2 separate regions of the Mus musculus genome follow, and region 2 is linked to region 1. Evidence: chromatin loops called from intact Hi-C (ENCODE). Cell type or tissue: heart. All regions are shown on one strand.

What was found. A loop is a pair of places that touch in the nucleus more often than their neighbours do. Peaks named below come from ENCODE experiments on the same cell type or tissue, not always from the same donor. Only the 100,000 strongest peaks of a DNase experiment are listed, where the experiment ranks them.
Region 2: a loop joins it to region 1, with 2.9 times the contacts of the local background. A loop is called at or near these places in 1 of 42 quality-filtered maps.

What each region holds. Positions count from the first base shown.
Region 1 is chr14:47,416,046-47,420,045 of GRCm38, reverse strand. Dlgap5 (DLG associated protein 5) reads left to right here and starts at 1,639. Exons shown (of 19, transcript NM_144553.2): 1 at 1,639-1,937; 2 at 3,475-3,710. The coding sequence starts at 3,476. It also overlaps the pseudogene Gm8353. In heart, a CTCF peak has its summit at 2,147 (motif pointing left); a DNase peak (open chromatin) is centred at 1,755; H3K4me3 peaks cover 1,874 bases; H3K27ac peaks cover 1,856 bases.
Region 2 is chr14:47,274,594-47,278,593 of GRCm38, reverse strand. It overlaps Wdhd1 (WD repeat and HMG-box DNA binding protein 1), which reads left to right and starts at 1,737. Exons shown (of 25, transcript NM_001360532.1): 1 at 1,737-2,073; 2 at 3,739-3,850. The coding sequence starts at 1,997. It overlaps Socs4 (suppressor of cytokine signaling 4), which reads right to left and starts at 1,674. Exons shown (of 2, transcript NM_080843.3): 1 at 1,373-1,674. In heart, CTCF peaks have their summits at 1,458 and 1,658; a DNase peak (open chromatin) is centred at 1,653; H3K4me3 peaks cover 3,443 bases; H3K27ac peaks cover 2,401 bases.

The DNA.
Region 1 (4,000 bases):
CGGAAGCAGAACTAACTGCTCAAGCCCTTGAGAAAGGCCAAGAAGGAGGCGCCACCTATGGAGAAGCCCGAGGTGGTGAAGACAAACCTGAGGGGACATGATCATCCTGCCCAAAATGGTGGGCAGCATGGTGGGCGTGTACAATGGCAAGACCTTCAACTAGGTGGAGCTCAAACCAGAGATGATAGGCCACTACCTGGGCGAGTTCTCCATCACCTACAAACCTGTGAAGCACGGCCGCCGCCCGGGATCGGTGCCACCCACTCCTCCCGATTCACTCCCCTCAAGTAGCCGAGGCCAATAGAGACTCAGTTTTGGGTCCCTGGGTGGTGGTGGTGGGTTAAGATTTATTTTGTTTTCTGCCTATGAGTGTTTTGCCCACAGAGGTCAGAATGTGATGGATCTTTTAGAACTGGAGTTACAGAGAGTTGTGAGCCACCACGTGGGTGCCTGGGTTTTCTGCCAGGGCAAGAAAGTGCTCTCAACTGCCAAGCAACTCTCCAGCCCCCAGTCTCAGCTATTTTAAAACAACAGTGAAACCCAAACAGGAACCACATTGTCACACACTGTTACTACGTCTTAAGGTGTCTTTTAACACCTTACAAGAACAGGTTTGTTTCCTGCAAACCATGTTTTTCAACCTATGCTGAACTTGTGACCCCATGATGTACGCCCACCCCTTTGCCTTGTTAAGTTCCTGAACACCTGTGATGACTCCCCTTCCACATGCTGTGTTCTTGCATTTATCTACCCCATAGGTAGCCTTGAACCCCGAGTGGCTCACTCTCCCGCTGGCCCAGATGCTAAAGGCACTAAGAGTCAGTTATCTCCAACGGCTCTTTTTTTTTTTTTTTTTTTTTTTTTTTTAGCAACCCTGACCCATTCCCATAAAAAGAACCTCAAAAGCCAGTGAGGGGCTGCTCTCTGAAATCTCCACTTTGGGAGACCGCAGCTGGCTGGCCAGTTTGCTTTAATCAGATATAGCTTGCTTTAATCAGCCACTCGCGAAATTGGTGTTTCTTTCCCCCATCAGATCTAACATAACCATGAATATTATGTCAGTTACCTATCTTCATCTTTCTCTTTGTATGTCCCAGAGGTCTCAGTGCTGCTATAGAGCTGCAGGCAGCTGGTCCTCTTTCCCAAGATGTTGGCAGGGAAAAAGCAAAAGCCAAACTTACAAACTCTTTCCTAATTTATCTTCCCGGTGTCTACTGGATACCGATCAGTCTACAAACACATGGTCAGCACAGCTGTCCTGGCCCAGGCGTTTTTGTTTTCTTGATATCTCATGGGATGTGTGCCTTCGTTTATGTGTCTGTTAGAAATCTCAGTTGATTTCTAAGGCAGACGTTAATTTTGCCTTAGAAAAGAAGGAGAAATGGAATAAATGATCTCGTTTAACTTAAAACCTTTGCCTTTTTTTAGCGTGGATGCTCAGCCCGTAATCCCAGCAGCACTCAGTGACAGGCAGGAGCATCTCGGTGAGTTCGAGGCCAGCCTTGTCTACATAGTGAGTTCCCAGACATAGTGAGACCTTGTCTTAAAAACCAAAACAAACAAACAAACAAACAAACACGTTTAAAAGGAAAGAAGAAAACCGGCCTGAAGAGCCAACAAGTGCGGCCCGCCCCACTGAGTTTATAGTGTGTCGCTGCCACGCCTAGCGGGTTTACCGCCTCCCTCCTCCCCCTCGCCCTCCCGCTCCCAACCCTTTGCCTTCCAAACAATTTAAATGTCGCACAGAACCAACCTATCGCAAGCCTCGTTCGAGGGGAAGGGGCGGGAGCTTCCGGAAGTGTTGGCAAAAGTCCCTCCAATCAGCGGCTGGCAGCGGGAAATTTCAGTTCCGTGAAGGGTCGGTCCGGGAGTTCCTTCTGCGGATCGGTGGAGTTTTCTGTGTTGCGACATTGTTGTGGATCCAGAAACTGCTTCAGGTAAGTGGGATCAAGAGTTCAAGGTCCTCCGTGGCTGCATACCAGCTCGAGAATGGCCTGGGACGAGACTGTCCCGAAAAAATTTAAAAATGGCCTAGGTGAGATGGCTCAACAGTTAGGAAGGAGCACTTGTTTGCAGAGTTAGCTTCCCAGCATCCCACGTAGGGCAGGTCACAAACTCCTTGTAGCTCCAGCGTCAAGAGGTCCGACACCCTCTACTGGACACCAGTATGCATCCACCCCAACACAGAAATAGACATACACATAAACAACAAGAAAAAAAACCTTTGGAAAAAATTGGCATGAAAAATGTAGATTATCCTAAAGCATTGACAGCGTATTAGAGATGAGACTCTACCCGACCTGTATGCTAGTAACCTCCCAAAATAGCCCACAAGTGTCAGTGGATTCTGCTTTTCCTGAAGACGCTGTCATTTCTCTCTAACCTGCTGTAAGTATTAGACGGAGAATCTTAAGATGAGTGCACAGGCAGGGGAGCTGACCTGAGAGGTCCACTTGACCATCACCATGACACAAGCCATTAGAGAAGAAGGACCTCAGTTGAGGAAATGACGACATGAGGTCCAGCTGTAAGGCATTTTCTCAGTTAATGATTAATGGGGAAGGGCCCAGCATCTTGTGGGTGGCAGCCATCCCTGGGCTGCAATCCTTGGTTCTGTAAGAAAGTGAAGCAAGCCAGTAAGAAGGGTCACTCTGTGGCCTCAGCACCAGCTCCTGCCTCCAGGTTCCAGCCTTGCTTGAGTTCCAGTCCTGACTTCCTTTGATGATGAATAGCAAAGTGGAAGTGTGAGCTGAATAAGCCCTTTCCTCCCCAACTTGCTTTTAGGTCATGGTGTTTTGTTGCAGCAATTGACACCCTGTCTAAGACAACCGTGTTAACAAGTTTTGCTTAAACTCTTTCTCTAGTAGTTGTGTTTGACACTTTCTCTCTTTTCCTTTTTTTCTTTTGGTGGGGAGAGGATTAAAACAAGGTTTCACATAGCTCCCACCAGCCTCCTTTGGAGCTGAGACCGACTGACCATGAGCAGGCCCTCTTGTTTTGGTTTTCCGACTGTGGTTGCACAGTATTTATCAGGCCAGCTTTAGCCAGGTGTTAAAGTCACAGGAGTGTGTTCATCACAGTAGGGTGATGCTGCGATGAAGGGTCTAGGTGGGTTTCAGACCTTACTTACTTCCTACTCATAACCCCCAAATAGGCCGTGGTATCTCATCTGTGATGACTTTTCTACTTTCATATCTACTCATATTTTTTCCATTGTGAGTTTTAATATTTTCATTTCAAGGAAGTGCAGAGTGGTGTAGGAGATAGATTGAAGTCTTGATCATTTTTATTAGTTTACTAATTTATCTCTTTGAGAGAATGTTTTACTCTTTAGCCCAGGCTATGCAAAGCTCACATGATTTGCTCGCTTGAGCCTTCTGCCTGCCACAGCCTGACCTGAGATTTTATTTTACTTTTTTTAAATAATAAAATGAAAATCCATTTATGTTGGTGTCTGTTTCTCCTCTTTGGCAGGATGCTGGTGTCACGTTTTGCCAGTCGGTTTCGGAAAGACTCGAGCACTGAGATGGTTAGAACCAACTTGGCTCATAGAAAGTCTCTGTCTCAGAAGGAGAACAGACACAGGGTGTATGAGCGAAACAGACACTTCGGTTTGAAGGACGTCAACATTCCACTGGAAGGGCGAGAGCTTGGTAATATACACGAGACATCGCAAGACCTCTCTCCAGAGAAGGCCAGCTCCAAAACAAGTAAGGAAGGGTCTTTTGTAACTGTAAGTACTTTTGAGACGCAAGGGGTCTGGAGAGATGGCTCAGCAGTTGAGAGTGTTCACTGTTCTTGCAGAGGACCTGGGGTCAGTTCCTAGCATGGTGGTTCGTCTGTAACTCAGGTTTCTGAGGATCCGACTTTGCCGGCTCCTGCATGGGTAAGGTGTGCATACATCCCCTTGGCACACCACATGCAGATAAATAGGAAAAGAGAAACCTGGGAGGGAATTTAAAGGGCTGAACTGATTAAAGGAAATTGTTCTAAATAACTC
Region 2 (4,000 bases), 140 kb after region 1:
ACATGAGGCCTTAATAGTTTTAGACTTCCACGAGTATCTTCTATGTACTTCAATAATTTGGTGGAACTAAGTATCACCTCTACTTTAGAGGTGAGAAATCTGACAATCAGGAAAATAAAGACACACACTCACACTCAAGGTCATACAACAGGTTAGAGTTAAAATTAAAAACGAAACTGTTTAATCATCAGGCTTAAGCTTATTCATACCTGGGAAATCAGCAAAGGAAATATTATCTTAACCTGTCAATACTGACTTGGTTGTTAGGGCAGAGAGAGCGGGCAGGTGTGCTGACATCATTCATAGTTCTAAAATCAAATGGTATCACAGGCACTGTCTAAAGTATTTACATCAATAACTCTTGTTCCCACTTGCAAGTTTCTGAATGGTGAGCTCTGAAAAGCATTACTCTGAAATCCCATTACAATATATTCAATATATAGATGAGTATCATCAGCTCAACTTGAACCTCACACTGTACCTACTCATTTTTATTGTCCAGGTACTGGGCAAAAGAATTATAAATTGGCCTGTCTAAAAACAATAATTTCAAAATAAAAGTAAGTTACTCAAAAGTCATTGTCTCAGGTGCCTTTATTCTTGTGGGAAATTAACAATAGGGTTTTGTTTTGTTTTTTAAAAAAGAATCTCAGATTCTACTTGAGCCAACTACTCTTCCTTTTTATTCATATACAAATCTGAGTGTCTTTTTGGAACCCAGGTTCTTAGAAATGCCTTACAAAATGCCACCATAGCAAGAATACCACGGTTTGAGTAATAACTAAGCTTGCAATTTTTTTAATAAGTTATCTAGATCTACCTCTGTAGAGTTTTCCGGTAATAAAAATAAGTCTGACTGAAACTGTACAGTGGGTACCACAAAAACGCCGTCAAAGCCCCAATTATCACCGAAAATCATAATTTTCAACAGACCAATTTATTAATATGGAGAACGTGAAGAAACAAGAAAAGCATAAACTTAACGGGCCAAGACCTGACTTAGTAGAGGATGTGTTATCGACTGCCACGATGAACAGAAACCTGTAACAATACAAATTAGACCTCTCCTTTTAGATCTAAAAGCAGTTTGGTAAACTTTGGTCGGAACTAAATAGAAAACCCAAGTTAACTCTCTTTAGCATTATTTAGCTAGAGTCGCAAGAAACAAGAATCAGTCCATCCTTTATTACCACAGAAATGACAAAGTTGAGGGCACGAAGGGCGTGAAGAATAAAGGCTTGCCAAGGTCTGTCCCTAACCCGGTCCCGAGGAGCTCGATCGGTTCAAGGAGGCGACTACGGTGGCTCGGGAGGAGATCCTGAAAGGGCAGGCGTCAAACCCCAGCCCTCGCCGCCACCCTTCCCCCTCTCACCTCTCCGAGCTCAGCTCAAGCGGAGCTGTCCGAGCGCCTGCCGCCATCACCACCGCCATCACCCGGCGCTCGCTCAAGCGCGGAAGAGAGGCCCGGCCACTCCCGCTCCTCGTGCGGCTCCCGCCAGGCGGAGGCCTGGCTGTCAGCCCCCGCCCCGGCTCCACGGTCAGCCCAGAGTCAGACTTGCCGCTGCCTCCGCCTGCTCTCCAGGGACCGCCGCCACTTCCGGGTTCGGCTCCCACCTTTTCTTTCAGAGCGGCCCCAGCCACCAGCTCTCGGCTTCGAGGCGGCGCGCTTCTGACGCCACCACCCGGCGACCTCGGGCCGGACCTGGGCTGGGCGGCGGCGGGCCGCGCATGCGCACAGGGCGAGCGCGCCAGAGCGCGGGAAGCGGCTCCGTGCTTCCATCAGAGCAGACGCTGGTGCACACCGCTTGCTCCTCGCCCCCGCTGCCCGTGCTTGCAGAGGGGAAAGCTTGTCATCTCCCGGGCGTGTGTGACATACCTTCCGCTGCATCGTGCTGTGGCTCCTCGGGTGAGGGAAACAGGACTGCACGGCGCGGAGAGGACGATCGCCCTACTGAAAAAAATACCAGTTCTTACAAAACGGCTCAGGTAGGGAAAGATGCCGGCCACACAGAAGCCCATGAGGTACGGACATACGGAAGGGCACACCGAAGTCTGCTTTGATGATTCTGGAAGGTAAGCGTCTTTGGAAACAAAGGACGGGTCCAGCGTGAATGTTAGCCGTCATTCTCGGTATGGACAGCCGGTCGAAGATGACCGATGCGGAGGGACAGAGGAAGGAATAAACAAGGAGCGCCTCTGCCCTGAGGCTTGTTTGCTTTGAACTGTCGTGGCACTTCTAGGACCTCACGAAAATTAAAATCCTTTACCCAGAGGAGTGCCTTCCCGCCACTCACGTCCTCATTCGGTGTCATGTTTATTTTATGAGACAGTTAAGCATCAGCAGTTGCTGTAAATTGCAATGACTGTCGTGCCCAGGAGATGGAATTTTGCAGCTTCCTCTTTCACAGTGTCCCCTGTGTACTAGAGGACATAATGTAAATGTCTAGTTTAGGGCTCAATACTGAGAAGTCGCTTCTTGTCAGCACCTTGTGCGGTCATGAGGCTCTACAATCACCACCATTTACTGGAAATAGAGGCTTCTCTAATTCTTTCTTTCTTTCTTTTTTTTTTTTTTGGTTTTTCGAGACAGAGTTTCTCTGTATAGCTCTGGCTGTCCTGGAACTCACTCTGTAGACCAGGCTGGCCTCGAACTCAGAAATTCGCCTGCCTCTGCCTCCCAAGTGCTGGGATTAAAGGCGTGCTCCAGGCCGGCTGAGGCTTCCCTAATAAAGGCTGAGGGTAGCATTTGAAATGTACATAAATATTTAGACAGCAGTTTGAGGTTATGCAATTTAGCTATGCAGTAGTGTACCCCCTAGGGCCTGAGACCTCCCCTTGCTATGGGCTTTTGAAAGGGTTTACCTACCAAGAATGGGTTCCCCTTTGTGGAATAGACCTTAAATCCAAAAAGCACTTGGTTACCCCTATAGCAGCCATGTCACGCATGCCCACTCAAGTGGACCATTCTTGCCTAGAAGCTGGTGTCCTAGTGAGGGCCTCCTAAAGCACAGGCTGGTCTCCAACTTAACGTGTAGCTGAGGCTGCCTCTGCCTGGCAAGCACGGAGATTACAGGCAGGGCTACTACACTGATGAACACTTTCCTATGACCCCCTTTGGGTTTTCCAATTTGGGAGTTAATCTTTTTTTTCTTCTAAACATTTATTTTATTCATATTCCTTCCTTCCCTCTCTCCTTCCCTTCCTTTTCTTTCCTTCCTTTTTTTATCTTTTTTTTTTTTTTGCCATTAGCCCTCTACTGTTTTTATTTAATTTGCACTTTTATGTGTCCAGATAGGACATAAACAGAATGAACAAAAGCACTTAGGCGATGAGAAGTTTGAAAAACAAGCAATAACCTATTCACATGGCTATTTTAATAATTTTTGGGGTACTCGTTGAGCTCATATATTCAGACATTGGTTATAGTCTCTGTGTGTCCCGAGCTGGTACTGGGGATGTGATGGTGGCTGAGCAGACACAGTCCTTGCTGTTGCAGAAATCATGTGCTCGTCTTTCTCTCACGTTATTACCAAGAAATAATTTTATGCCAAGGAAGAGCCGCAGAGAACATTAAACTCATCTCCGTTTTATAGAATGGAAGCTAAGAGTCTGCTATTGATGTTTATATGGAAAAGAATTCACTAATGTCTTGATTTTTGTTTGAAAATATAGAAAAGTAGCATTTCCTGAAGAGTTCCTGGAACTGGGTGACATTTAAAATGTGTATGTCCTTCACAGCTATATTGTGACTTGTGGCAGTGATGGTGATGTGAGGATGTGGGAAGACTTGGACGACGATGACCCTAAGTCCGTTAATGTTGGAGAAAAGGCATTTTCATGTGCTTTGAAGGTACTTATTTCAGTTGCTGTGAAGAAATGATGGGCATGTGTCTTTTATGCTTAGGTGGAAAAATTATATAAAATATAAATTTCTCCTTGCTGCACTACAACTCTATTACTTCACAACCCAGGAGGGGAAAAGTCAGAGATCTAAGGTGGC